Linked DNA regions of Mus musculus: region 2 is linked to region 1. Evidence: chromatin loops called from intact Hi-C (ENCODE). Cell type or tissue: heart. All regions are shown on one strand. Links, peaks and the distances in the headings refer to the core of each region. The heading gives the core; the rest is flanking DNA.

What was found. Peaks named below come from ENCODE experiments on the same cell type or tissue, not always from the same donor. Only the 100,000 strongest peaks of a DNase experiment are listed, where the experiment ranks them.
Region 2: it touches region 1 in a loop (5-fold over the local background); 16 of 42 quality-filtered maps call a loop at or near these places.

The regions. Positions count from the first base shown.
Region 1 is chr9:58,219,736-58,234,834 of GRCm38, reverse strand. Pml (promyelocytic leukemia) reads left to right here. Exons shown (of 9, transcript NM_178087.4): 3 at 1-482; 4 at 1,588-1,682; 5 at 4,207-4,344; 6 at 4,749-5,007; 7 at 5,428-5,480; 8 at 12,970-13,120; 9 at 14,266-15,099. The coding sequence ends at 15,032. It overlaps Mir6385 (microRNA 6385), which reads right to left and starts at 13,685; the gene lies at 13,581-13,685. In heart, for the core only: no CTCF peak of the experiment used is centred there; DNase peaks (open chromatin) are centred at 8,434 and 8,734; H3K27ac peaks cover 273 bases.
Region 2 is chr9:58,274,328-58,289,426 of GRCm38, reverse strand. Loxl1 (lysyl oxidase-like 1) reads left to right here. Exons shown (of 7, transcript NM_010729.3): 7 at 510-1,704. The coding sequence ends at 516. Among named protein-coding and RNA genes, the nearest start is that of Stoml1, 29 kb to the right of the region's middle. In heart, for the core only: CTCF peaks have their summits at 7,621 (motif pointing right) and 8,719 (motif pointing right); a DNase peak (open chromatin) is centred at 8,716; H3K27ac peaks cover 1,546 bases.

The DNA of each region.
Region 1 (15,099 bases), core at 3,933-11,932:
GCAGTGGCATGAGGAACTAGGCACCATGACACAGACTCTGGAGGAGCAGGGCAGAACCTTCGACAGTGCCCATGCACAGATGTGCTCAGCTATAGGACAGCTGGACCACGCACGCGCAGACATTGAGAAGCAGATCCGCGCACGCGTGCGCCAGGTGGTAGACTACGTGCAGGCTCAGGAGCGCGAGCTGCTCGAGGCGGTGAATGACCGCTACCAGCGCGACTACCAGGAAATAGCTGGCCAGCTGAGCTGCCTGGAAGCTGTGCTGCAGCGCATCCGCACTAGTGGGGCGCTGGTCAAGAGGATGAAGCTCTATGCCTCCGACCAGGAGGTGCTGGATATGCACAGCTTTCTGCGCAAGGCACTCTGTAGCTTGCGCCAGGAGGAGCCCCAGAACCAGAAAGTCCAGCTGCTCACCAGAGGTTTCGAGGAGTTCAAGCTGTGCCTGCAGGACTTCATCTCCTGCATCACCCAGAGGATAAGTAAGGGTTGAGGCCATGCTCATAGGCAGCTAGTTTGCCATTTAAAGGCCCCATGCTTCACTGCTGCCCCCAAGAAGGCAAAGCTGAAAAGATGATCTCTATTTGATAGATGAAAGTGTCAGGTCTGAGGATCCAGGGGACAGAATAAGAGGGTATGCTGATCTGGTGTGGCAGGCACCTGGAGGAGGCACTTTGCAAACTTATAGGACTATGGAGTAGATGTGACTTTGTGAGCCTTGGGGAACAGGTGGAAACTGAGAAGCTGAGAACCAGATGTGGTATCATTGCAGCCCACTCTTGGCATCAGCCTTCTATGCCCAGGAAAAGAGAACTCAACCAGTCTGTAGGGTTAGGAGAGGAGGAAGCACAGAAAACCTAACTGTGAGGTATTTGGTCAGACACTGAAAGGAAGAGTTCCCCTAGAAGAAAGTAGCCATCTGCCAGCCTCTAGGTCCTAGAGCCTCCTTTACTGGGCTTTTATGATGTACAGAAGTGGTGGGCCAGTTCCTGACCACAAGTTCTGTCTTGCCCAACTGGAAGAGGATCCTGGGCCACATCGCATATCCAGAGACATGCTTGGATCTGAATCAAAATCCAGGAGCTGTGTCCCGAATGAGTGGGTGGTATCAAGTGGCTTTCCAGACAAAGACCATGAGTGCACATTTATTCCTTCAGAGTTTTTGTTTAAATCTTTAAGCTGAGACGTCATTTCTGAGCAGCTGTTGAGGGATGCCCCTTTTGACTCTAGGCAGGCTCCAAGGATAGGAGGACTCCCCCACTGGACCACATGAGCCATGGGCTTATAAAGATATGGTCCTAGAATGGAGATGGACTTCTATCTTCTCCATGTAGGCAGTGAATGATTCCCCAGAGATGCAAAGATGTGCATTTGGGGTTTAGAGCCAAAGGTAGAACCCAGTGCTACTGCCCCCCGCCCCCCATTCTATTTGGGTTCATGCCTTCAGCAGTCAACTCCAGCCCCTCTTGGAGGTGTGTTCAATAATAAATAGCCAAGAAAAGCATCAAGGACCTCCTCCCTGTCACTGTCCCAGCTAAGAGTTCTTAGTAGAGTGCTCTTGTGTTCTCCGTTGTGTTTTCCTCCCAGATGCAGCTGTAGCCAGCCCAGAGGCAGCCAGCAATCAACCAGAGGCAGCCAGCACTCACCCAGTGACAACCAGCACGCCTGAGGACCTTGAGCAGGTGAGAAGGGTTTGATGTGGGAGGAGAGGTGGCAGGGCACAGCAGGTAAATGCCTGGGAGTTTTGATATCCTGATGGAGGGAGAGTAGAGTGCCTGAAAGAGGACAGCAGGTCTGGAGCTCGAAAGAGGAGAGGGTCAGGGAAGGGTTGGCTGTCTGGTGCAAGGTTCCTAAATGCCCAACTAGCTCTTGATGGGCCACTAGCCAGTTCAGGAGGGGTCAGACCCAGGGGTGGGCAGGCGGTGAATGTAAAGAGTATAAGCAGTGGCCCTGTTGGATGTGACACAGGATGTACCTGATGCTCACACGGACTGCCAGAGCTGTTTTCTGGGGCTGGCATAGGTGGATCTCCACTCCCATGCACATAATTCTTGGACTTAACACTAAGAGTCAGAGCTCAACCCCACAGATTCCAGGGCCATCATATACCTAATAAACTAGTTGCTTAGGGTTGGAAAACACCCTTAGATAATCTCATGCTGGCATTACTTCTGCCGTATCCTTAGCTCAGCAGCTTTCATATCCAGGCCGTTGGGAACAGGAAGTGCATTGGTTCCTGTTTTGATTGCTCTGACTGAGCACTTCTCAGAGGAGAAACACACGGGTATCCTTTTCATTCTCCTTCATCCACGCTCATAGGCATGGCTCCCCTGCAACAGGATAAGCTCTCTCAGTTCCTTTCTGTGCCTGGCATCTTTCCCTCCCCAGCTTGGTCACTCTGTTACGTGTGACTGCATGTCAAGATGTGGGCCCAGAACCAGGCAGATCTTCTGGTGGGGAGCAAGGGTATTAAACCTTTTCTAGCTTTGCCTTGGGGCAAGCCATGGAAAAGAGATTGCTGTGGGTTACAGCAGTGGGGAAAGGCTTCATGGGGGAGGCAGGACTTTTGAGAATTTTAGAGCTACAAGAGAGCGTGGAGTGTAAAGCCTCTTGCAGGGATGTAGTTAAGACCCAGAGAGACTCAGATGTGAGGAAGTTTAACTTGGGCAGGGTCTTTTTCCATAAAAGTTCCTCGTTTTTACTGTGGTCGTCACCTGGGGGCTGAAGCTAGGACTCGGGAAAGACGTGGGTAGCAGTGTGTGGGAGCAAAGGTCCTGTGAGGCTAAACTATAGCTGCATAGCCAGTGCTGACAGGAGAGGCAGCTCAGGCTGACACAGCACTGCCCCATCCCCCACCTTAATGTCTCCTGCTTCTTCAACGCTAGTGAGAGTTGTATTGAGGAAACAGAAGTAGAGGCACCCAGCCTTGCCTGCAGGGATTTCCTGGCCTAAGTAGAACAAGAGCCTTTTATACGCCAGCAACTGCAGAGCCATAAAGGCAAAGATAAAATGGTGAAAATTCCTGCTCCTGCTCTGAGGATTGAATATATGGGGCTTGGAACATGGCAGGCAGGTGCCTAACCACTGGGCTTCCTGCCCAGCCCCATGCATAGTTTGCAGTTGAATATCTACCTTCAGTGCTTTTGAGGTAGTACCTAGGAGTGTAGAGTTGGTAAGCCATGTGGTGATTCTTCCATTAAAAGAGATTTATTTACTTATTTTATGTATATGAATGTTTTGCTTGCATGTGAGTGTACCATATGTGTACAGTACCTGCAGAAAGGTCAGCTGTCGTGTGGGTTCTGGGAACTGAACAACTGAACCCGGCTGCTTTGCAAGAGCAGCCATCTCTCTCTCTCTCTCTCTCTTTTTAAAGATCTATTTATTTATTTATTATATGTAAGTACACTGTAGCTGTCTTCAGACACACCAGAAGAGGGCGTCAGATCTCATTACGGATGGTTGTGAACCACCATGTGGTTGCTGGGATTTGAACTCAGGACCTTTGGAAGAGCAGTCAGTGCTCTTACCCACTGAGCCATCTCGCCAGCCCAGAGCTGCCATCTCTTGAGCTCCCTTTTCACTATTTGAGGAGTTGTTCCTGCTTCATTTAGCAGGACCCTGAACACCAACTCGGACATGGAATAGTAATCAAACTAGTATTATATTCATTAGCCATCCTTGTCACCCTCACTACTGGGTACTAGATACTCTTCAAGACATTTTGATGGCGTTCAGCAAGTGTCATTATTCCATTTTATGGAGGGAGACTGAGACCCAGTGAGTTTTAAGTAATTCCAATGCATGCAGTAGCTACTAGAGTTTAAGACTCGGGTAAGGCAAGCTCCCAGGAGGCTGGCCTCCAAGTTCCCGACTGCTGCAACTCTGTTGCTGCTGAGGGAAGTGTTGCTTTCAGCAGCAAGCAACCTGTCTGTAGAGGCAGGCAAGCTAGGCTGGTTGTCAAGCATATTCTGAGGATAGGCACCATGGTCCCGGAGGTGTCGTCCTGCCCTGTCAGGACACACACAGATTGAAGCAGTGCCTGGGTGCCAGCAGCCCAAGGTCAGAGGAGGTGACATCATGGAGACTTTTGGGAGAAATTACTTGTCCCAGTGAGCTCTTTGATTGGGACCAAGCTTACACCTGAGGCAGGTTGTAGGCCCAGGGTCATTGCATTTCTAACTTTTCTGTTACCTGCTTTTACAGCCCAAAGAAGTGCAGAGTGTACAGGCTCAGGCCCTAGAGCTGTCTAAGACCCAACCTGTGGCTATGGTAAAAACAGTGCCTGGAGCACACCCTGTACCAGTGTATGCCTTTTCAATGCAAGGCCCCACCTACAGAGAGGTAAGCCCCCACTATTCAGCACTGCCTCAATCTAAAAGGCTTAGACTCCAGCCAACAGTGAGGTGTAATTGGAGAATCTGGGCTTTCTCAGGCCTATATTTGCTCCGTATTCTCCATTGCTCTCAGATGCTCCCCATGGAAGCTCGAAATAATCTTAAGCCACTCTCAGCCCAGCTGGGATGCTGAGACAGCCAAAGCTATGAGATCAACCGAGACTGTTGGTCAGTGGCCATGACCAGTGCACATGGCGACCTGAGAGAGCCTCCTGTTTGCAGAGATATGCTCAGCATGGCCAAAAGAAGGAGAGTGAAAACATGCCACAAACCCCCTGTCACTCAGCTCAGTGTCTCAGCCCAGCACCACTAGAGGCACCCCAGTCACCCCTCTAACTTCCCACTCTTCAGGAGGCTTCTCAGACAGTCGGCTCCATGAAGAGGAAGTGCTCCCACGAAGATTGCTCCAGGAAGATCATCAAGATGGAGTCCACAGAGGAGAACGAGGACAGGTTGGCCACAAGCTCCCCCGAGCAGTCCTGGCCCAGCACTTTCAAGGCCACCTCCCCTCCCCATCTGGATGGGACTTCCAACCCTGAGAGCACCGTCCCTGAAAAAAAGATCCTCCTGCCCAACAACAATCATGTTACCAGTGACACAGGGGAAACAGGTAGGAGGATTAGGCAGGGAACACCTGTGTAAGACTGTCATGCCCTCAGATATCTGGAACACCCCAGGCCCCACCTCCACATTCTAATCCCACCTGGGCACTCAGAGCCATCAGGACTCCCATGCCCGAGCTGCTCTGAGCAGCCATTGAATATGGCACTGGTGGTTTACCCTGTGCTTGCTATGATTTCAGTGTGGGACACTGGAGGGGCTATGCCTTAGCCCTGCCTCCTTCCCTCCGAAAACTGCTAGTGCCAATCTCTGTGCTCTGGGGACATAAACACTCCATCTCCTCCTAGCACACACAGGACAGGGTATCTGTCATCCCCAGCCCATTGGACAAGGATTCTCCTGGATGTCTCACCCTAGCCAGTGGCCATTCCAGGAAGGATTTAATGCTGCCACCCCCTCTCCTTTTCAGAGGAGCGAGTTGTGGTGATCAGCAGCTCAGAGGATTCGGACACCGAGAATCTGGTGAGTAACACGGACTTCAGCCTAGGACTTCTGCCTCCCCTTGTTCAAGGTCCCAAAGGCCACAGCCACAGCAGGTGACTCTCAGGCTCACCTGGCACCTGGAAAATTTCCCAGCCAGGCAATAAAACCTAAGTCATACCAAGGACAGTCTGCAGGCACTAGCTGCATGCTTATTGCGTTCTGACCCTCTTTCTGCATCAGGCAAGAACACCTCTACAATGCTTGCTAGGCTGCTTTCTCCAGGCCATGTCCATCCTCTGTAATATCTTCTAGATCTGGAAGCGTCTCTAGAGTTTCTCTAGAGCTTCCTTGTGTACTTTCTATCTGCTAAGTACTCATGAGGAAAGGTAGACAAGAGTTCATTCCCTGGTTAATCAGTGAGCCGGGCATTGTGGTGACACACACCTTTAATTCCCACACTTGGAGGCAGAGGCGGATATAGATCTCTGTGAGTTCAAGGCCAACCTGGTCTACAGAGTGAGTTCCAGGACAGCCAGGGCTATGTAGAAGATTCTGACTGAAAAACAACAAAGTCAGTCGATGAAGGTTGGTGATAGGTAGAATGTGCCCATGGGTGACAAATAGTGGACATCTTAGAGTAGAAAGAGCTTATTTGGATTTGTAGTTTCAGAGGGTCAGTCCATGATCATCATGGTAGGGAGCTAGGCAGCAGGCAGCAGGCAGCAGGCATGGTGCTGCAGCTGGAGCTGAGAACTCACATCTGATCCACAAACACAAGTTATAGAGAGAGATGGCTAACTGGGAATGACATAGACTTTTTTTTCTAAAGATTTATTTATTTTATATATATGTGAACACTCTGTAGCTACCTTCAGACACACCAGAAGAGGCCAGCCATCAGATCCCATTACAGATGGTTGTGAGCTACCATGTGGTTGCTGGGAATTGAACTCAGTACCTCTGGAAGAGCAGTCAGTGCTCTTAACCTCTGAGCCACCTCTCCAGCCCCAACATAGACTTTTGAAACTTCAAAGTCCACTCTCAGTGACCCACCTACTCCAATAAGGCCACGCCTCCTAATTCTTCCCAAATAGTTCCACCAACCGGGGTCCAAGGATTCAAACATATGAACTTATGAGGAGTGTTCTCAGTCAAACCATCTCAGAAGCCCTATGCAAGAGTCTAGTTCATGTTAGAAACCTTTAAAGGCATCTGGTAATGAAACCCGTGACTCTTCTGTACCTGGAGGCATGTCATCAGAGACTAGGCTGTTACGTGTCCAGAGGAAGCAAAGCATGAGGAGAGTAAGAGGTTAGACTGGAGGTCTCTGTGGTCCCCAAGCTCACAGTCCACGATTCTATACTGGAGAGTGTACAGAACCCTCATTACCAGCAGTCACCTCCCTGCTGAGTACCTGAAGAACCTCCCACCTATGTTGGACCCCAGCAGGACCAGCAGTCTACACCACAGTGCCTGCCACCCACGGAGTTGGTCTTCCCATCATCCCACTGAGCAAGCTCTGACTCTTAAGTCTAGTCTTCCAGTCAGCCTTCCACTTGCCAGAAGTATGCTGCTGTCCTCTCTCAGATCTGCATTTTCCCACACAAAGCAAGGAGAGCCACCTTCCTTCATCACCCTTGGTAGCCTGTCCTCCAGGGGTACTGTACCTCGACATAGGGCTCCTCCTATTGCTCAGGCCACCACTCTGGCCACCACAGGGCTTCCCAGGCATCTGCTGATGCGCACACACAGAGAGAGGGCCATCACCACACTCTGCTGCATGCCCAGAACCTTCCAGTCCCTTGGACACTCCCTCCAGGGCTCCCTCAGGTTTCACCAGTGGCTTCTCCATGGCTTTTCAGCCAAATGCTTCTTCCATGGGTGGTGCTCAGGAATTAGGTCCCCCACCCCAGAGATTCTAACAGAGCCCCACGGGGGAATTTCCAAGTTCAAGGCCCTCCTTGAAGTCTTTGAAATTTCATTAGCACCACCAAGAAGCCACATCTCTACCAGTCCAGGCCTGGGTCCTCTATCAGACCGGCCTCTGAGAACCTGACTTCTTTCCTCTTCCGTGGCTGCTTGCCACCCCATCTCACTCTGCAGTCTTATGGCCAGATATCCCTGCCTATGAATGCAGAGATTCTGTCCATCCCAAAGCCTGACAGGTATGACTGCTCAATAAATACTATTTTTTTTTTTTTTTTTGAGACGGTTTCTCTGTATAGCCTGGCTGTCCTGGAACTCACTTTGTAGACCAGGCTGGCCTCAAACTCAGAAATCTGCCTGCTTCTGCCTCCCGAGTGCTGGGATTAAAGGCATGCACCACCACGCCCGGCTTTTTTTTTGTTTGTTTGTTTCAATAAATACTTCCACATAATCTCTGTTGTGAACCCTTTTCCCCATGGCCATCAGATCCTGTGCAGGATCTTCCCTGTGGTGCCGTTTAGCTTTCTTCCCGCCACACTGTGAACATCCAAAGTGGAAAGCAGGGCAAGGCCTCTACTATAATATATTCCATCACTGGTGGCTTTGAGGTCCAGCTCTTAGAGTGCAACCCTATCTCCCCAGTTTGTCTCAGACATCTCCCCGCCTCCCCTCTCATGGAGGAAAGATAGGACCATCTGCCCCACCCCACCCCTAGATTTCTTCTTCCCCTTCATGTCTTGCTTTCTTTCTGGTTGATTTCAACACCCACCATCTGACCTCCACTCCTTGACAACTCAAGGATCTTCAGCCTGTCAGTCACTTCAGCTGGCAACCATCAGCATGGCCACACTTCGTGCTTTGACACCATCTCAAAATGGACTGACTGCTCTGACTCAGACCACAGCCTCAAATCTGTCACCTCCTACCAGCTCTCCCTTTTTCAATCATTATCTCATGGAGCTCTGCTGGCAGAAACAACCACAGGAAGATTCCCCGGGGCCCCATTGACTCTCTGCTGCCCCCTGGAGACATGTTAGAGAAAAGCCACAAAGGAAGGCAAAGAACTAAGGACTTCTGGTCATGCCCTCCCGTTCTCATTTGGCTCCTCAGGGACACTTCTCTGAGCTTCATCCTGACCCTGACCCTAGCCTGTTGACTATACCTTCTGCTCCTGGTAAGAAACTGAAGCCCTTTTGGCGGTGTGGGAATTGTCAGCATCTGCTACCTAATTACAGATTTGTCTGCTGTTGGCACTTCCCTTCATCTGCCACTTCTGCCTGGTTGGAGGGGAAGTCTGTCTTCCTCTAAGACCCACACCTGAGTCCTGCTCCCCTGCTCCCCTGCCCCCACCCTGTGAGGAGGCTCACTCTATCTCCTGCTCCCCCGCCCTTGTGTCTTCTGATTCATCTACTTCCTTCTTGCCAGTCACTGCCCGCTCCCTGCTTCCCCCTTGGCCTAGGCTTCTCATCCTACTTTCTGCATCTCCACACCATGCCTACACCCTCTACCCATTTGTTGGCACGAGGGAAGCTCCAGGCCTCTCAGCACCGTGGTCCTAGATAGTCCCTAGCATTCCTGACTGGGTCAGCCTCTCCCAGAAGTCCATCTCTCTTTGCATTTCTGGGTGCTTCGTTCCAGGTCTCTTTGCTCTTGTAAAGGTTGTTTTTCTGGCTTTGATTCTGGCTTCCTTTCCCCTGTACTGGGTACAGTCTCTGGGTTAGGGCAGCCTGCTCTGACTAGTTGTTGCTCCTGCCTGCTAGACCAGAATGCCAGGGTGTACTGGCAGCTTTGCCTAAAGCCTTGTGTGTGTACTGTGCACATTCTCTCTGTCCCTCCCCCTGGATTACCACTCTACCCTCTGCAGAGGTGCATTGCTGAGGGCAGGGCACCTCTTGTAACTGTTTCTCACCTGTAGCCAAAATTTGGTCCTTGCCTTTCCGTTGTTGCCTATATTCTTCTGTTAGCTGGACATTACTTTCTATCTCATCATCTTTGATAACGTTCAAGCTACTGGCCCCGGGATGGAACTGGAAACCTAGGAAGGAACAGTGGAGAAAAGTATTCCAGAGGTTTCCCTGGGCATTGTATATGGTTGAGCTCAGGAGATGTCACAAGCACTATAGCAGGTGGGGAGAGGACAGTGAGATCCAACCATCCGTGGGTTATCAGGATCACCAAGGGAGGAGGGAGATACACAATTCAGGTTAGGAAGAGGTGATCATTGCTCACTGTGCAGAGCAAGCCTGGGGGTAGAAGAGTCCATTGCTTTTATGTGTATATATGTATATATATATATATGTGTGTGTGTGTGTGTGTGTGTATTTACAAATACAAATTTGCACTTTGCAGTTTGGAGGGACAGATAGTGCTTCAGGGTACCCATCCCTATCTTCCCTATCTCCTTTCTTGTAGGGCCTTTGTTTTACTTTATAATGAGGGGCTGTTCTATAAGTATTGGCCTGCTGAAGTGCCATCTTTTTCAAATGAGACAGTAGGGGTAGGCAGGCCTCAGAATGGCCTGCCCTGCATTTATGTCCATTACAAGACTTCCCTGTCCCAGGGGAGAGACCGTGCAAGGAGGAATGTTTCAGAAGAGCTCATCTTGCTGGATGAGGCAGCTGGGTCTCAGATGTGGAGAGAAGTCAGGTCCTAGTCTCTTGTAGAGCCCATGGGAGGAAAGCTGTGCTTAAGCTCTGGAAAGATGGGTGGGGCCCTGCACCTAGCCAGGGCCACTGTTTGAAGAGTCTTGCAGCAGAAGAGATAGGTAGTCTCACCCATTTTTTGTGACAGATGACTAGAGACCTTGACAGTATCAGAGCAAGCAGGAACTGGAGCAGCCTGTGGCAGACCCAGCAAGGATGACTGGCAGAGGAAGGGAGGCTCATGAGCAACAGCTGGTGTAGAGATGCCACCATGGTACTGATATGAGAGGCAGGTGCTTGACTGAGAATGTGGGAACCGTGTGTGTGTGTAAGAGCAGAGCTGCCTGCAGAAGGGCTGGAGCCGCAGGCACAAGGGTCCTAGCAGCTAATTACATGGCCTAGTTTGCTAATATCTGTGCCTTGTCTCCAAGGCCTTTAAGAGCCTTGGAGCTAGGAGTTAGGAGTTTGTGTCTGTGAACCCCAGAGACACACGTGTCTCACTAAACTGAGCCCAGCTGTAGCTGAAGCTTAGGCGTGAGAAAGTTCTTCAGGATCGAGACTTTTGCTGAGCATCAGTGGAAGATTCTAGATGGCTCCCTAAGCTAAACACTGGCTTCCCAAAAGGAGTTGACTTTTGTCTGTTCAGCTTGTCATCAAACAAGGCATGAATGTCCGTGTAGACCGGAGCTTCTCAAGCCTGGCTGTGCACCGAGGACTTTAAGCAACTGCACATTGCTGGATCCCACCCCCATAGATTCTATGTCCCATGAACAGCCTGGACTTCCTATGCTACTAAGGCCTAGCCAAAATCAGGCATTGCTGAACGGGGGCATTCGGTGTGTGGAAGAGAGGAATGTTCCTTTATTTGGAAGGGGGTGACATTTAAGTTAGTGGGTGTGATACAGAAAGGACAAGAAAGACTGGCTCTCACCTCCATCGGAGAACAGGGAAGGGAAGAGAGCTTATGGCCCATGGTGACACTTAAGTCTCCCATCCCGGTCCTTGGTCTCTCATCATCTCACTCCAGTGTTGTTGTTGTTTAATTCTTTGGCCTTCTCTCAGTTGGTCTTACCCCTGCCTGCATGAGAACTCTCTTTTCTCAGCCCTATTCTCTCCTGCCTCCACTTCTCTTTCCCCCACAAGCAAGTTTCCTGATTTTTTTTCCATCTCTCTTCCTCCTTTCTTCCCTCCCTCCACACTCAGCTATTCTGATATTTGGAATAAGATGGATGAGTGAGGGCTTCTGATGTGCCCAGAGACTCCCTTGCTGAGCTAGGAGGGAGAGATGCTGGTCCAGATGCTGTGTGTTCCCTTCCTATAGACCCTTGTTTTTAGAGATGTCTTGCTTAAATGGTCCATTTAAGCCAAGTTGGTTTGAGATTTAAGAGAAGAGGCGAATAAGGAGTTTTTAGCCACCTAGCTCAAGTACATGGTGTACCAGTGAGACCAGCCTCTGCCATTAGTGCATGGCAATTCCTGGGGGTTTGGGGGAGTGTGGGGGCTGTGCCTGGGCTAAAAAGACAGATCCTGCCTTTCCTTTAGCCACAGCTCAGAGGAGGGAAAGGGGGGCATCCTGTTAGTGAGATACCTACAGGTTCCCTCAGAGAAGGCAGATCTAGAAATGAGGTTTCCTACCATAAGTGATGAGGCATGAAGATGAAGGCAGTAACCAGAAGGTAGAGCTGTGGAGCGCTCCAGGTGTTCTGCTCTGAAGACTGCCTTCAAGGCCTGAAGGGACATCGTCAGGAGGAAAGAGTCAGGTGGGCGCACCTGGGGCCCAAAGGGGCTTTTGGTGTAAATGCTTGAGGTCAGAAGGAAGATCTAGGAAGAGGCAGTCCGTGTGCGATGTCACTGAAGACCTAGGAAGAGGCAGCCCGTGCATAGACGAATTGACTGGGCCAGTGAGGCAGCTCTTCAGCATCTGGAGAGGGTGAACCCAGACCAGAGAAGGGCATAACCAGGGTGGCTCAGCTCTGCCTACCAATCCAAGTGTGAGGATAGACACTGGGAGTCTAAGGACAGAAACCCGGAGCAAGAGTGCAAACTCTGGAGGCCACTCCAGAAAATGACGTAATTTTTCCGTGGGGAAGAGAACAGTCTCCTGCTCTCAGCTCGAAACTAGGAAGATGCCTCCAGAAAGGCCCTCACAGGGATGGCAAAGCAATGTGGGGTGTCTGGGTGTAAGGCGGGCTGGGAGGAAGTTGGGGTGCCTGATGCAGGACTACAAAATATAAGTTGAATGAAAAGCAACTTCCTTTAGGAGAGCCCAGCCCTGGTTCGCTTTCTAGTGAGCACCACAACTTCTCTTGGCTGAAGGTTTGTGAAAAGCAAGTGTTTTGGAAGGGTGGGTGATAACCGCCACGGCCAAAGGTACTTATTTCAGGTCACAGCTTGTAGTCCATCATCCAGGGAAGTCATGACAGGAACCCAAGACAGGCACTGACTCAGAATCTGTGGAAGAATGCTTTTTACTGGCTGCTGTTCTTCCTGGCTAGCTCAGCCTGATCTCTTATACACCCAAAGACCGTGTGCCCAGGGATGGCACCGCTCTCAGTGGGCTTTGCCCCTCCATATCAATCACTACTTACGAAGGGAGGCATTCTCCCCACATTGTAGCTCCCCCATCTCAGATGACTCTAGCTTGTGTCAAGTTAACAAAAACAACAACTAGGGCAGCAGGCATGTTAACTCTCTCTGCAGCCAGAGGTGTTCTCCAGAAGCCACAGCCCTGGCTCATGTGTGCAATCCTTACATGAGACACATCCGGTTCACACCTGCATACACATTTGTGCGTCCCCACTACTCCACCCTCTCCTGCGCACAGAGAGGCTCTTACTGTGCAGGCGGGTATCATCCCTACAGTTTCCTGTGCGCACACTTGCTCCAGAGCGCAGACTTAACCTCGCCTTGGACCTTCAAGGCCTCTGAACTCCTGACCTGTTGGCTTCTTTGTGTTGCAGTCCTCCCACGAGTTGGACGATAGCAGCAGTGAGTCCAGCAGCCTGCAGCTGGAGGGCCCCAATTCCCTCAAGGCCTTGGATGAGAGCCTCGCCGAACCCCACTTAGAAGACAGGACCCTGGTTTTCTTTGACCTCAAGATTGACAATGAAAGTGGGTTTCCCAAGACCTACCTTACCTCTTTTTAGCTTAGTCTCTGAGTCCCCAGGGAAAATGCAGGTAGAGCCACTTCTAAGGCTCCTGCCAGCCCCTAACCAGCCACGACAGCCAGGTGGACAGAGGACTCTGACACACCTGAGATACCAAGTGCTGCCATATCTGCCTGGAGTAGAACCAGGACGTGAGAGGGAGATGTGTAACTCCACAGATTCACTTCTGACAAAACCTCTGTGGAGAGATTGGGAACAGTGTATAGGCCATAGTTGACCTTTTAGAGACAGGGTTTCTCTGTGTATCCGGGGCTGTCCTGGAACTCACTCTGTAGACCAGGCTGGCCTTGAACTCAGAAATCCGCCTGCCTCTGCTTCCCAAGTGCTGGGATTAAAGGTGTGAGCCACCACTGACTGGCAGTAATCTACTCTTGACCTTTGGCTGTGACCACACGTTTCCTAGAACAGGGCCCAGATACATGAGGAAACCTGCAGAACCCAGGTTACAGAGAGTTGCGACTCCTTGTCCTGGAAGCCCCTAGTCTTCCTCTCTGTCATCCTTGCCCTGGTTCCTCAGCTCTGACCCTTTACTCAGCCAATAGTTATGGGCCCTGTATTGGGGCTAGCCCAGCCATCCAGAATCATCAGGTATTTCCATAGCACACACACACAAAAAAAAAAAAAACCCAAAAAAAAAAAAACAAAAAAAAACAAAACCCAAACAAACAAACAAAAAACCTATCTTTGGGCTTCAGGAGGAGTCTCTGGGCAATGCTCTTAAGGGATGCAGCCCAGAGCTCTGATCCAGCAGGGACTGATGGGGTTGGAGGTAGGAACAGAATAGAAGGCGGATAAGAAACACGCGGGGTCTCTGTTGTAGGTGGAGGCTGAGAAAATACAAAATGGGCAGAATTCTAAGGGTTGGGCAAACTGCAGGGCAGGAGGCATAGGAAGAGCCAGCTTCAGGACGGGTGAGCCATCCCCGCCCCCTATCGGAGCCAGGTAAGAACTACATATGGAAGATACTTGGTTCCTGCCAGCAGGCTTCAAAGTGGGATTTCTAGACAGTGGGTCAACAGCCCGATCCCTTGCACTCAACCCAGTGCCTCCTGAACCCTGAACCTCACCGTGACCTTCTTTCCTGCCTAGCCCAGAAAATTAGCCAGCTGGCCGCGGTGAACCGGGAAAGCAAGTTCCGTGTGCTCATCCAGCCCGAGGCCTTCAGTGTCTACTCCAAAGCTGTCTCCCTGGAGGCGGGGCTCCGGCACTTCCTCAGCTTCCTCACCACCATGCACCGTCCCATCTTGGCGTGTTCTAGGCTGTGGGGGCCGGGACTCCCCATCTTCTTCCAGACCCTGAGTGATATTAACAAGCTGTGGGAATTCCAGGACACCATCTCAGGTTTCTTGGCCGTGCTGCCCCTCATCCGGGAACGCATACCCGGCGCTAGCAGCTTCAAACTTGGGAACCTAGCCAAGACCTACCTGGCGAGAAACATGAGCGAACGCAGCGCTCTGGCTTCTGTGCTGGCCATGAGGGACTTGTGCTGCCTCCTTGAGATCTCCCCAGGACTGCCGCTGGCCCAGCATATCTACTCCTTTAGTAGCTTGCAGTGTTTTGCTTCCCTGCAGCCCCTAATTCAGGCCAGCGTCCTGCCACAGTCCGAGGCCCGCCTCTTGGCCCTCCACAATGTGAGCTTTGTAGAGTTACTGAATGCATATCGCACCAACAGGCAAGAAGGCTTGAAGAAGTATGTCCACTATCTGAGCCTGCAGACCACCCCGTTGTCATCGTCGGCTTCCACCCAAGTTGCCCAATTCCTGCAGGCTCTTAGCACCCACATGGAAGGACTGTTGGAAGGCCATGCCCCTGCTGGGGCAGAAGGCAAAGCTGAAAGTAAGGGATGCCTGGCCTAGCGGCTCGGCACAGAGGGAGGGGCATCCCTGAGCTAATCCCCACCCTCCAGTACATTCCTAGGTCCTG
Region 2 (15,099 bases), core at 4,123-12,122, 54 kb before region 1:
CACTAGCACCATCAGGGCTGCCCTGGTGCTCCCCTGAGGCCTGTGGTTGTGGAGGCAAAGGCCCTTCTTTCCAAGACCTCTTTACATAAGTGCTTGGACAGCCCCAGGTCTTATGAGGGTGTCCCTGTGACCCTGACCACAGGCAGGCTGCTGGGCCAGTATACACAGGAAGCTGGACAGAGCGTTCCCAGAAAGGCCATGGGACTGACACATGTGGGTTTCCATCATGTTTCTGAAGAGGGGGAAAGAGAACATTTTTCTCCTTTTTAAGGAAAAAAAGGGGGGTCAGACTTAGAAAATAATAAGCATGAAAGTGTTGCTTGACAAAAACAGCTAGAACCTGGGGCCTGGGGCAGTCAGCGGGAGGCATGCTGAGACTGTGCCCAAAGAGGTGAGGGGCCCCGAAGGGGAGATGGACACCCACCCCTGCACCACAAGGAACCTTATGTGTCAGAGAGGTGGGCCACCTTGCAGATGTCACACCACTGACATTCTCTCTCTTTCCTTAGGTCCTGATCTGAGTGGACAGAGCCCCCCTTGTCTCTCCTTGAAAAGCAGGACCTGCTTCCAGGCAGCCTCCCCCATGAGGCTCAGCCGCCTAGCCCAAGGCAAAGGCAGCTGGCCGCTGGGGCATCCCTCCCTGCCGGCCTCAGGGAGTGAACATGGACCCAAACCACAGGGATTCTGGATGCCAGACCCTGTCTTGTACCTACTTCTCCTCTACAACACCATGGTGTCTGTTGTTGGTTCTAATTTTTATATTTTGGCCATCCCACACAGCAAGATTGCCCGGGTGCTGAATAAAACAAGGGTTTTCTAGTCTGGAGCTCTGCTGTGCCCTGTGGTTTGGCGGACCACAGCTGGGTCAAGCCCAAGAGATATTCTGGGGTTTCAGCCTTTGTGTAGGAAAATGTTGAAGGGTAGCTGCTGGACGGCCAGGACTCCAGCAACTTCCAGGCCACCAGCCTTAGCCATCATGGAAATGCTAGAGAGTTTAGTCCAAAGCCATGTCGTCTTCCTGGACAGAGGACCCCATCTCATAGAATGAGGACAGAGGTGGTAGGTGGCTTCATCTCCTAGCCTCTTCCCCCTACCCTCAGTCTTCCACCTTTTATTGTTCCTTTCCTTCTCAGACTGTAGCTCACCACCAGCACCTCCCCGCACCATCATCATCATCACTGTCATCACCACCATCATCACCACCACCAATGGCAGCAGCCCTGGGCCCTTACCACAGCTTTCACAGTGCTGGGCATCCTTGGGACAACTGGACAGAGGCAGAGGACCCTTAGAGTGGGAAAGGTCTACCTTCCCAAAGAGAGAAGACACATGAATTCTTGGCAGAGGGGATAGCATGGGTTAGAGTTAGGTAGAGTAGTGGGTCTGGAGGCTCTAGGGAGTGCAGGAGGGAAGAGCTCCACTATCCTTCCCTGGATATGGTATCCTAGAACTCCTGGACACCAGTCTGGACCAGGAAGACGTGAAAAGAAAATGTCCACTTCTTTGCTCCTCTCCCACCAGCTCTCGAGCTTTCTTTCCGCCCACCTGCCACTGCCACCCTGGAGAATCACTGTAGGAACGGGAGAGAGACTTGGCTCAAGGCTCTAGTTCTAGCGTTTGATGCCGAGCCAGGCATGCTATGCCTCTGTGCCTCAGGTTTCATCATCAATAAAATGGAACTGCCCTCCTGCCTGGCAAAGCTACTGTCATGGAGAACCACCTGTCATTTCCACAGGGCAAGCACTAGGTGAGCTACAGGGTCAGCACCTGCCCCTGAGCCCATTTGGACTCAGCTCCTCAAAGGCCACCACCACCACCCCCCCCCCCATCGTCCCACCACCACCACCACCTTTGGGCTCTGTTGCTATTCTTGCCTCGGTGTCCTTGGCAGCCAGGAGGTCTTCTGGAGGGTTGGTGGGAAGACCTCCCAGAAGGTTCCTGGCCCCAGCCCACTGGAGTGGTTGGGCCAGACATTAGCCCAGGCAGCAGGACCCAACTCTCCTGGCATGAGGGAGGTATCCTGGCCAGCCATTCTGCATCTGGACTGGACCAGGAGACTGAGCAGGAACTCAGGGGCAGTCTAGACTTTGAGTTGCTGTCCTGCTACACCCTCTGCCCACATGACTCTTAACGATGCCACTCCATACCTGCCCCCACCATTCCTCTCTCGGTGCTCCAGACTGAGCCAGGAGCCCCCCCCCCCTTAAAGTTAGAAGGACCCTAGAAGGTAGACAGAGTGAAAGGTCCTCAATTTCTAGATCAGAATGGGAGCCTATGGGAGACTACAGGTGAGCAGGACTGGAACCCAAATACCTGAGCCCCAGTCGGGCTAGATGGCTGTGTGTGCAGCTTCTGGGGAGAAACTCCCCAACCTTAGTGATGCTAGCGGAGGCTCAGGCCAGAAAACTGGAAAAGGAGAGGGATGGGGTGAGTTTTCCCTAAGGAGGCTCATTTCAAAGCATGGGGAAGGGACAGACTCCAGACACAGGGTTCCAATGTGCACATGAGCCCTAACCCTAGAGCTCAGACCCCAGAGGCTGGGTGGGTGACTGCAGCTCTGCCCTTAAGGTGGAGCAGGCACAGGGGCCAGTCCCCACATTCTGGCAGGACCTTCTGAGATGAGCAGTCTGGCATGGAGGCAAAGAGGAAAGGAAGCCTCCTCCTCCTCACAGGAGATATGACGGGATACACAGGGACTGTGGGCAGCCATTGCTCCTTCTAAAGGATTGCCATGGTTTGAGGGCTCTGTCCGCACTGCTCCTCCCTCTGGAAGAAGAGGTGTGCTCCACCCACTTCAGAGAAGTGGCTCATAGAGCATTTCTCTGTCTATGTAGGGCATGGCAGGGTTTGTGGCCAAGTGAGAGGCAAAGAGTCCTAAGTGGCTGGGTGCGTTTGTCAAGAAGGGGTTCCCTCGAGGTTTATCTTAGCATGTCACTTAAGGGAACGGTGGCCCCACTACCCTTGTCTTGCTGGCTCCTGGCTCTGACCCTTACCCAGGGCTCACCTAGTGGAAGATGACCTGGACCTCATCCCAAGCTTCACTCAGGCAGAGTTATGTCAGACCCACAGGACAGGCCACGAGGCTCAGGGTCTGCGTCCACTTACCACCTCAATCTCCCACATGTCCCTTCAAGGGCCAGCTAATTCCCTTGAAGCCTGGGCCTTCCCTTCTTCCCTCTGAGTCTGGGGAGCACTGAACGTCCCCACCTGTGGCTTGTCCACCCTCTTGCTGTATGGACAGGTGTGGGGGATAAAAAGGTTCCTCAACCTCCCTCAGAAACAACCGAGGCTGCCGGGCGTGGTGGTGCACGCCTTTAATCCCAGCACTGGGGAGGCAGAGGCAGGCGGATTTCTGAGTTCGAGGCCAGCCTGGTCTACAGAGTGAGTTCCAGGACAGCCAGGGCTATACAGAGAAACCCTGTCTCAAAAACCAAAAAAAAAAAAAAAAAAGAAAAGAAAGAAAGAAAAAGAAAGAAGCAACCAAGGCACACAGGTATCATCTCCACCCCAGGCCCATCGGTGCTTCATTGAATGGAATAGAGAGAGCCTCGGGGTCAGCTGCCCAGCAACCTGCACTATCCACCACCCTCCACCCCCTCTCCCACCCCCGCTCAGTCCTAGTACTGAAGGCTCAGTGCCTCTCCCAAGGCCTGCCAGAACAGTTTGGCCTGCACTGGGCCCTGCAGCCTCCCTTTGGTCTAACCTGTAGGATCCCTTATTTGGTGCAATGGTCATGGACACAAAAGGAATTCAGGAGAGACTGGAGAGATGGCTCAGTGGTTAAGATCGCTGACTGCTCTTCCAGAGATCCTGAGTTCAATTCCCAGCAACCACATCATGGCTCACAACCATCAGTAATGGGATCAGATGCCCTCTTCTGGTGTGTCTGAAGACAGCTACAGTGTACTCACATAAAATAAATAAATAAATCTTTTAAATAGGAAAAAAAGGAAAGGAACAGAGGCCTTCACTACTACCCTGTGGTGGGCCTCTGTCCCTCTCATCTGAGGGCCTGGCTTCTGGGGCCCCAATGCTAATTCCCTATCCGACTGTGAAGAGAGAAAAGGAAAGAGAGAGAAGAGGAGGGGAATGAGTGAAGCCCAGCCCAGTAGATGTCAGACTCAGGTCGGGGCAGTGACCAGAAAGACTTGTAGCTGCACAGGCTGCTGCATTGCCTGGCTTAGAAGACACCGTTATGGGGCCTACAATGGGGCATTAGACCTCCAAACCAGGACCTGAGCCTGGAACCTTCAGAAAGGCTCCAACTGAGACCTAGGTGCTCAGGGGCTGTTCCAGCAAGGTGCAGAGGCTACAAAAGCCAACAGGATGAGGTCAGTCAGACCTGCATGCCTCTTGTGTGAACTGTCCTGACCACACCCCGACCTTACCCCGTCCCCTGCCCACGATGTTGATAGTTTCCGGCTGCACCCCCACCCTTTCTACAAGACCCCAGGTTAATTTACTAAGCCATCTTCCTGTCTTCTACCTACTCAACAGAAATCCCTGTGAGGGACCCAGCGAGACCTGGAGGAGGAGGGGGCTGATAACAGCTGTGGATGGGAGACATTGATCCAGTTTGGGGCTGACTGTGAGATGAAGGGTCTTGTCATCCTGAGTGTCTCCAAGGGGGCTTTACCGGGCTACGTGACCTGGGCCTGGTGGCTTTAAAGACGCCTACAGATTCCACACAAGAAAACCTCTGAAACTTAACCCTGAAGAAAGAGGGGCCCTGGGCACCTCATCCTTTCTTTGGAGGTCTCTGTTTCCGGAGCATTTTCTAACAGCCCGCAGATGTGTCTTACTCTTGGCACCTGCTCCTTGGGCCAGACAGTGTTGAGGTGTCTCAGTGCCTGCTGAAGATTGTTGATAGCATCCACCCATCCAGAGTAAGGGCCCCCTTTCCAGACCCTGCCAAGCCCCTCATTATTGACAAGGGAATTGGATGCCCCTTGGATGCCCACACATGGCTCTGAGCCTCTCCTGGTCCCTGTGGGGATAGACTCTCCCTCCCAACAGCCTCTTCCATGGCCACGCCCTGGTATAGCCCACAGTTCCCTGCAACCCACAGGTGGAGTCCTGGTAGGCCCCAGCTGGCCAGAGAGAATGGCAGGCATTGCATAGCTTGGGAAGCTCACAGGAACACACACACACACATACACACACACACACACACACACACACACACACACACACTTTAATTTTTAAAAAGTTAAGATTCATACACGTTTATAAGTTAGAGTGTTTCAACATTCAATACTTCCCTAGGAATATGATTTTCCTTTTTTTTTGGGGGGGGGGGGGTGTCGGGACAGGGTTTCTCTGTGTAGCCCTGGCTGTCCTGGAACTCACTCTGTAGTCCAGGCTGGCCTCGAACTCAGTAATCCTCCTGCCTCTGCCGCCCAAGTGCGGGGGATTAAAGGCGTGCGCCACCACTGCCTGGCAGGAATATGTTTTTAAACTGCCAAAATCAACACCAAGGAGTAAAAAGCACAAAAACCAAAGGATTTTAGAATTTGTCACCTCTAAATGACTGCCAGACTTAAGAGAGTTCTAGAATGAGCTCTTTTGAAGTGGAGAAGTGGGTAATGGCTGTCATTTAAGCTCTTCCAGAGCACTATGCAAACACTGGGTTGATTTTATGTTCCTTAGCCAATATTATGAAGTAAACATAATCCTGACACCGAAACTATGACGGAGACGGCCATCCTGCCCACCCATGCTCACATGACAGCCACAGACTGGGTTAATTCGAAATGGCAGACATCAGAGTCCTGGATAAAATTCCAGCAGATGGAGCTCAGAACCATAGTGTGGTCTGACACGATCGGTATTTGGCTTGCTCCCCTCTGTCTCAGATCTATGCTACGGCAATGCAGGGAGCCAAGGTCTGAGTCCAAGCAATTTGGACACAGTGTCTACTTTGTGTGGTCCTAAATGCCCCCTCAGAGAGCAGAGAAAGCTAGCAAAGTCAGTGTGCACAGCTTATAAAAATACAACGTAAAAGGGCTGCCACTCAGATCCCTGCTGTTTGCTGGCAACTTGTGGTTAGCTGGACAAGCCCAGAGGATTGATAATTTGACATTTCTCTACCATTTGGAGAATTCTTGTTGGTTTGGTTTCGTTTTTGAGACAGCATCTCTCTAGGTAGCTGAGGCTGGCCTTGAACTCATCCTATAGCTCAAGCTGGCATCTATCTCTCTGTTTTCCTGCTTCAGCCCCCTAAGTACTGAGATTATAGGGCTGAGGCTACTGTACAAGCCTGATGAAGCCCTTGGGTGTTTTATGGTCATTGGGATGGCCCCAGGGTCTTGGGTGTGCTCTACCACTGAGCTATATTTCTAGCCCTTTTCATTTCACTGTTTAAAAAATAAGATCAAGGTCTTATTACATTTCCCAGTCTGACCTTAAGCCCACTCGAAGCATAGGCAGGTCTGGAATTTGTTATCTCCCTGCCTCAGCCTCTGGAGTAGCTGGGACGATAGATATGTGTCACCAAGCCTGTCTTGTTTTGTGTTTTTAAATAGCTTGCCAGTTCTGCCTTCTTTCTATGAGGCTTGATTGCAGCTGACTTTACAATTCAGAATCCTGACAGAAGTCTGTTTTTGCTTTGTCAATGTGCAAAATCCCTGTCCTGGTTAGTGTCTTTGTCAGATTGACATAAACTAGAGTCCTTTTAGGAGAGAGAACATCAATTGAGAAAATTCCCCGAAAGACTGGCTATTGGGCAAGCCTGTGCAGACATGGTGGGGATGGGGGTGGGTGGGTTATATTTTGATTGATTGTTGATTGATGTGGGAGAGCCCAGCTCATTGCCAACTCTGAGCAAGTGCTCTTGGGTGGTACAAGAAAGCAGGTTGAAGGCTGAAGAGATGGTTAAGAGCATTGAGTTCAAATCCCAGCAACTACATGGTGGCTCACAACCATCCCTAATGAGATCTGATGCCCTCTTCTGGTGTGTCTGAAGACAGCTACAGTGTACTTACATATAATAATAAATAAATCTTTCTCTGGAGCGAGCAGGGCCAGAGTGGGCAGAGGTCCTGAGTTCAATTCCCAGCAACCACAGGATGGTTCACAACCATCTGCACAGCTACAGTGTACTCATATACATAAAATAAATGTAAGCATTGTTCTTCCATGGTCTGTGCTTAAGTTCCTGCCTTCAGGTTCCTGCTTGAGTTCCTGTCCTGACTTCCCCCAGTGACGTTGGATGACCTAAGAGGTGTGAGCAGAAAGAAACCCTTTCCTCCCTAAGTTGCTTTTGGTCATGGCGTTTGATCACAGCAATAGAAAAGTAATCAAAGCAGCCCCAAAACTCTAGATTTATTTATGTATTATATGTAAGTACACTGTAGCTGTCTTCAGACACTCCAGAAGAGGGAGTCAGATCTCATTACGGATGGTTGTGAGCCACCATGTGGTTGCTGAGACTTGAACTCAGGACCTTTGGAAGAGCAATCGGGTGCTCTTACCTGCTGAGCCATCTCACCAGCACGCCCCAAAACTTTAGGACAATGCCTGTGGTACACTAACAACCACTTTCTAGCCTCAAGGAGCTCCAATCTCTGGCAGCAAGAGGTCTTAGCCTGAGCCTGGGTCCCAGCAGCTTGTCAGGGAACAGACTGTCAATGCACATGGAGGCCACCAGGGGGAGCAAGACTTTGTTTCCTCAGGGCTATTTCAGAGGTAAAAGTAGGGCTTTTTGGGTTTTTTTTTGGGGGGGGGGGGTCCTCGTTTTTTGTTTGTTTGGTTTGGGGGGGATATATGAACATCATTTCTGAAATCACACCCACTGTCTCTTTTGCTTGTTCAGTATATATAACTAAGAAATATTCATGGATAATTTGCATACAGTTACAGTCAACTCCTTTATGTGTAGAGTTTGACAAGCTTTAAAACTATAAATAAGCCGGGCATGGTGGCGCATGCCTTTAATTCCAGCACTTGGGAGGCAGAGGCAGGCGGATTTCTGAGTTTGAGGCCAGCCTGGTCTACAAAGTGAGTTCCAGGACAGCCAGGGCTACAGAGAAACCCTGGCTCGAAAAACCAAACCAGGGCTGGTGAGATGGCTTAGTGGGTAAGAGCACCCGACTGCTCTTCCGAAGGTCTGAAGTTCAAATCCCAGCAACCACATGGTGGCTCACAACCATCTGTAACAAGATCTGACTCCCTCTTCTGGAGTGTCTGAAGACAGCTACAGTGTACTTACATATAATAAATAAATAAATCTTTAAAAAAAAAAAAGAAAAGAAAAACCAAACCAAACAAACAAAAACTATAAATAAATATAAATATACCCAAACAAACAAACAAAAACTATAAATAATTATAAATATACCCCCACAATAAAAATGTGGAAAAAGTCCATTACTCTCAAAATCCCCTTTTGGGGATCAACAATTAAAAGCACTTACTCTTCCAGAGAACCCAGGTTCAGTTCCCAGCACCTACAAGATGGAGCACACTAGTTGTAACTCCAGTCCCAGGGGACAAAGGCGTCCTCCACGGACACTGTATGAACATGGCACATCACTCATACACATAAAATGCAAGTGAAAACCCCACTCCTCTCTTGCTCCTGTTGTGGGAATCTTTCTAGAATAAGCACTCTGACACCAGTGGGAGTGGAAGAGAGATATCTGGACCAAAGCCAGGACAGCTCCCAGCAGGCCTTGGTATTGACCCAGTCTGTGTCCCCGTTTTATATCTAAAACCACAAGGGGGAGCTAGTGAGCTTTTACTGGCACTTGCAAGACAGCAAGAAGCCTGAGCGGAAGTCAGGTTGTTAAGGGCAACGACTCATTGTTTTAAGTGTTTCTCAGGTGGCTCTGTTCCAGGTAGGCAAGTGAAGCCATGTTTGGCTTTAGGCATTCTAACAGCGCTTTAGGAGAATCACTAAATAAATCAATAAATCAGTAACTGTTGTTATCTCCTCCTGTGGTATTTCCTTGTCCTCAGCCTCACAGTCACAGAGCCCTGGAGTCCCTGAGTTGTTCTCTGTCCCGGTAGCTTTGCATTTCATGGGATCACCTGTAAATAGCGACATATAGTAGGCAGCCTTTTGTTTCTGATTTCGTTTACAGAATATGCCTTTTAGTTTAATTTTAATTTTTATATTATAAATTGAAATAATCTTGCTGTATGGAGTACAGAGTGAGGTACTTTGTGATTTATGAAATGACAAAACAATTAAATCAAGCTCGTTAACACAGCCATCAAGTCAAGCACTTATCTTGGGATGAAACAATTCAAATGCACTTTCTTGGTGACTTTTGTTTGCTTTTTTGGTCAAGGCTTCTAGCAGAGGCTAGCCTTGAACTTGCTCTACCATAGCAGAGGTTACAATGAACTTTGGTTCTTGAGCCTCCACCTCCCAAGTGGGGCAAGTACAGTCACGTGCAGCCACACCCTGCTTCTGCAGGGCAGGGGACTGAACCTAGGGCCTCATGCACGCTACGTCAGCACTCTGTCCACTGAGCTACAGTTCTGGATTGTGGAATGTGCATTTGACAAGGACCAGCTTCGGCTTGGAGAGGGGTTCTGAGAAGGGGAGTCTGGGAGCCTCGAAAAGAACCACTTGAAGTCAAACTGTAGATTCAAGCTAAGACCTGTGCTCTGCTAGATACAGCTTTTCCAGTCTGCTTCTATGCTCTGCTTTCTCTCTGGAGATCTCTCTGGTCTATATTCTGCTTGCTTGCTATTCTAAGAGATCTCTCTGTCCAAGTCCTGCTTACTTGTGTGCTTCAGCACGAAAGCAAATGCGTGAATGTCAGTTGTCTAAGCAGTTCTCTTGTTTTCCTAAGTTTTCTGGATAGCCCATCTCCTGCAGAGCACAGGTCCAGTCTTTTATTTTACATTTCAATCCAGCATCCTGTTACCCCAGCCATTTATTTGTAGGACAGTAAACTTACCTTTGTTTCTTGACAATGCAAACAATTCAGAGATCAGTCTGCTTTTGTTAAGCACAGGTGGTAAACTAGTTAGGTGGGACTCTGCCCTGAAATTACCATTTTCCCTGCACCCAGGCCTGCACTTTCTAAGTCCCAGGCTGACCTTGAACCCAGGAATCTGCCTGCATTTCCATCTGCCTGTCTTTGTATCTTCCTGACCAGCTGGCTCATCGTAGCTACCTCTGTTCCTTTAGATTCATGAAGCCCCTCATAATTCATATTGCATCTTTATATTTTTGCATAGTTGAGAAATTATACATTTTCAAAATGTATTTAAAGCTCTTTCCCATAGCCTTAAGGGCTGTTTGAAGGTCCCAGTGTTTACCATTTTGCTGAGTCATAGCCAAACTTTTTTTTTTTTTGATTAGGTATTTTCTTCATTTACATTTCAAATGCTATCCCAAAAGTTCCCCCATGCCCTTCCCCCCGCCCCCATATAGCCACACTCTTGACTTCCAGACAAGTGCTTTACACCCACAGCAGCCATTGACACTTGGTGGAGGCTCACACCAGGGCCCTGTCCCAGGGCTAGGAACCATGTCACTTTGTCCCCACCAGGCTTAGCACCCATTCAATTTTCTATATTTGTTGTATTATGTAATTATCACAAAGCAAAACCATATTCCTTCTGGGTGTAATGCTTATGAGACTCACTCACGTCCATTGTGTGATCAGTATTTTGTTACATGGTTTTCTTGCCATACTGGGATGGACCACACGACTTTCCCCATGCTGAGCTGTTGTCTCAGCCCCAGGACTTTCTTGCCCTTGTTTCCTCATATTCCATATTCATAGATGTACCACAATTTTCATAAACTAACCACAACTGTTCATCCATTTACCAGTAGATTCATGTTTGCTTGTTTTTGTTTTTTTTCTCCCTAGATTTGGGCCATTGTGGGGAAAAGTGCTCTCAGTATTCTCACATGAGCTTCTGTGCTGTACATACCTGTTTCTACTTTTTCTTGTTAAGTTAGGAATGAGGTCACTGAGGCACACGATGAGGGTAGATTTCACTGTCTTAGAACTACTGAACTTGGCCAGGCAGTGGTGGCGCACGCCTTTAATCCCAGCACTTGGGAGGCAGAGGCAGGTGGATTTCTGAGTTCGAGGCCAGTCTGGTCTACAGAGTAGGTTCCAGGACAGCCAAGGCTACACAGAGAAACCCTGTCTCAAAGAAAAAAAAAAAAAAAAAGAACTACTGAACTTTCCCCAGAGACTATTGTCCCACCACTTTCCAGCACACAGGTTCATCTTTGTAAAGCTGTTCAGGTAGCTAGGGAGCAGTATCTCACTGTTTACTCCCCTACTGACTAAAATTATTAGGTTTCTGTTTATGTTCTTTTTTGTTTTGTTTTGTTTTGTTTTGTTTTGTTTTGTTTTTTGAGACAGGGTTTCTCTGTGTAGCCCTGGCTGTCCTGGAACTCACTCTACAGACCAGTCTGGCCTCGAACTCAGAAATCCGCCTGCCTCTGCCTCCCAAGTGCTGGGATTAAAGGTGTGTGCCACCACGCCTGGCCTATTTATGTTCTTATGGGACATCCACACTCTTCTCCAATGAAGTCTCTGTTCAAAAGTTCCTATTTTAATTGACTTATTAGTACATTATTGTGCTTATTTGTTATGCATTGTGTGAGTATCCCAGTCTGTCAGTCTGTGACTTGCTTTTTTTTTTTTTTTGTATTTTACTCTTTGTGAATGAGTGTGTGTGTGTGTGTGTGTGTGTGTGTGTGTGTGTAGCTCTGACTGTCCCAAAAATTGAACTGAAGACCAGGTTGGCCTCAAACTCTCAGAGATCCACTTGCTTCTATCTCCTGAGTACTGGAACTAAAGGAGTGTGCTACCACTTCCTGACTATAATTCTTTTTTTTTTTTTAAAAGTATTTATTTATTATACATAAGTACACTGTAGCTGTCTTCAGACACACCAGAAGAAGGCATCAGATCTCATTATAGATGGTTGCTGGGATTTTGTTGTTGTTGTTTTTGTTTTTTTTGTTGTTGTTGTTGGTGGTGGTGGTGGTGGTGGTTGGTTAAAGGCGTGCGCCACCATGCCAGACAGGTTGCTGAGATTTTTGAACTCAGGACCTCCAGAAGAGCAGTCAGTGCTCTTAACCACTGAGCCATCTTTCCAGCCCCTGACTATAATTCTTAAAGAGCAATGGTTTTAATTTTAGTGAGAAGCATTGTATCAGATTATTTTTTTCTGCTATATACTGTGGGATTTTGTTTTTGTGTTGTCCTATCAAAGAAATACTTATTTAAACAAAATCACAGATATTTCCTTTTCTTTATATATTTAAGTGTATGGATTTCTTGCCTGAATGTAATGTCTATGCACTGTGTGTGTGCAGTGCCAGAGAAGGCTGGAAGAGGGTATCAGATTCTCTAGAACTATAATCAAAGATGGTTGGGAGCTGCCATGTGGATGCTGAGAACCACACCAAGGTCATCTCTCCAGCATCCCATGTTCTCTATTTTGAAAATATTTTTCTTAAACATGGCTTTAAATTGTGCTCTGCACATTTTGACAAATTGTATTATTATTCTCACTTAATTAAAATATTTCTAATATTCTCTCCTAATTTCTTCTTAGAACCATAAGTTATTTTAGAGGCCTGTTGTTTGATTTCCAAATCCTTGGGAGCTTCCCAGATATTTTTCTGTGACTGATTTATAGCTTAGTTATCATGATAGAATATATTTCAAATGATTCCAATTATTTTTAATTCACCAAGGTTTGATTTATGGCTCAGAATGTGGTCTGAGTGAAGACTACAATTCACTTGGAAAGAATGTGGGTTTTGCTGTTGTTGGGTGGAAAGTCTCACGGATAAATTATCATCAGATTAAATTGGTTAGTGCTCTTCAAGTTACCCAATGACCCATAACCACTCCAATTTTGCGCACTTGCTTTTTACTGTGCGGAGAGGGGACTCTCCCTTCTGTCTCTCAGCTCCATGGTTTTAACTGTCTGTTTCCTGAGACACTGTTCTCCCGTGCACATACCTTGGGAACTGTTGTCTCCTTTGACGAGCTCACCCCTTGAACTTCTGCCCTCCAGGTCACTCCAAAGTCTACTTCTCACTGCCTTTGGACTGCTTTCCCTTTGGCTCTTGTTTATATAACTTTAGCTTTCTTTCTTCTTTTTGTTTTGTTTTGTTTTTGTTTTTGTTTTTTTGAGACAGGGTTTCTCTGTATAGTCCTGGCTGTCCTGGAATTCACTTTGTAGACCAGGCTGGCCTCGAACTCAGAAATCCGCCTGCCTCTGCCTCCCGAGTGCTGGGATTAAAGGCGTGTGCCACCACACCCGGCAACTTTATCTTTCAAAACAACCCAAACTGACTTCAAACTTCCAACCCTTCTGCCCCAAGTCTGAGGTTAATTTGTGCCACATTCTCCTCTTGCTCTCCCACTAGTGGTAAGTGTGGTTACAGTTACTCACTTGTGCAAGCCTTGTAGAAGCTGGGTGTGGATGTGGGTCACTGTGTTTGGAGCCAGTAGGGTGCTTCTGGGTGCTGCTGGCTTCTTCCGGCCCAGCTTCCTAAGAGCCTATGTTTTTGGTCTTAGAAGGTGGGATTCCCAACAGTGTTTCTGTGCCTGAGACAGAGTTCCTGTCTCACCTACAGGGCAAAGGTGTCAAAATTTTCTTCTTTGCCTGGAGAGCAGAGTCTTGGTTCCTGCCTCGTCTGCAGCAGCCCTGGGGCCAGGTAACACACAGTTTTGGCAGCTATTCTAGGGAACCAGTGTGCTTCCGATGCACAAGCAGGCAGGAGCTGCAGGGTATGTGTGCTCCTGCCAAGTGGTGCTCCCTGTCTCCCAGCCTTTCTCCTGCATAGCCAGGAAGGGCACAGTCTTGCTTCACCCCCACATTTTCTGCCCAGGAGAACAGCTGGTCTTGTCTTTCTCAGGAAGAGCTTGCCACTGGAATTCCGTTTCTAACTTGCCTCTGACCTCAACTCTGACCGCTTTAGTAAATCCTGCCTCTTCCTGCTACAAAGTAACCTTCCTGTTACGATGTAACTGACAGCTCTCCTGTGGCTCTCAACAGACTCAGAATGACTTTTCACATATGCAAATAATCAAAGGGTTTTCCACCCACACGCATGTCCTCTGCCTGACTCCTGATACCCTCTGAGGCAATGTCCCTAGCTAACAGTGTCTTGAGGATTTTTTTCACTTCTCAGCAGCTTGAGTCACACTTGCTTCCTCTGGAGTGGCTGGCTGCCACCACCCCCCCCATCCCCCCATGCACTGCACTGTTCCAGTGCGTGACAGTCCTTAGTCACGCCCCCTCTCCTCTTTCTAGTCATACTTCCATTTGACTCAAGTTTCAAAACAACCGGTTCTTTTTAAAACTAAAAACGGATTTACCAGAAGGCCCAGCAGTTCCAGTGTCTCACATTTATCCCAGAGAAAATGACATTTATTTCCCCAGTAGGACCTGGACACAATGTTCACAGCAGCTTTATTTGTAATAGCCCCCAATAAATAAAATACTTGGATATTTTCCCAAATGTAAGTAGGTAAGCACACTGGTTCGTTCACATCCAAGACTGCTTGCTACTCAACAATGAAGAATGAACTCAGCTTTGGTGGGTGGGCCTCCTGAGAAAATGCTGAGTGAAATTGTATCAAAGAACACTATGGACAGGAATCTATTTATATACCAGTGGGGTGAAAGAACTGATTCACTGACGAGGGTGAGTTGTTCTCAGGGACTAGGAGTAGGAGAGAGACTGTGGTCACCTTAAAGGGGCAGCCTGAGGGAGCTGTGAAGGTGTCTTTGCAGCTCCGGGCTAGGCATTAGAAATGACTGCACAGGCCAAATGAACACTCTCACTTCCAACAAGCGATCTTCTGATTCTTGGACAGCTCACCCTGAAGCTCAGTTCCATTCTAATGATAACTACCTGGAGAAGGCTTTCAGCTTCAAGGCCTTTTGTTTTGTTTTTGTTTTTTGAGACAAGATTTCTCTGTGTAGCCCTGGCTGTCCGGGAACTCCCTCTGTAGACCAGGCTGGCCTCGAACTCAGAAATCACCTGTCTCTGCCTCCCAAGTGCTGGGATTAAAGGCGTGCGCCACCACCACCCGGCTCAGCTTCAAGGTCTTAAGGGCTTGGCCCCACCAACCAGGGTCAAATATCAGT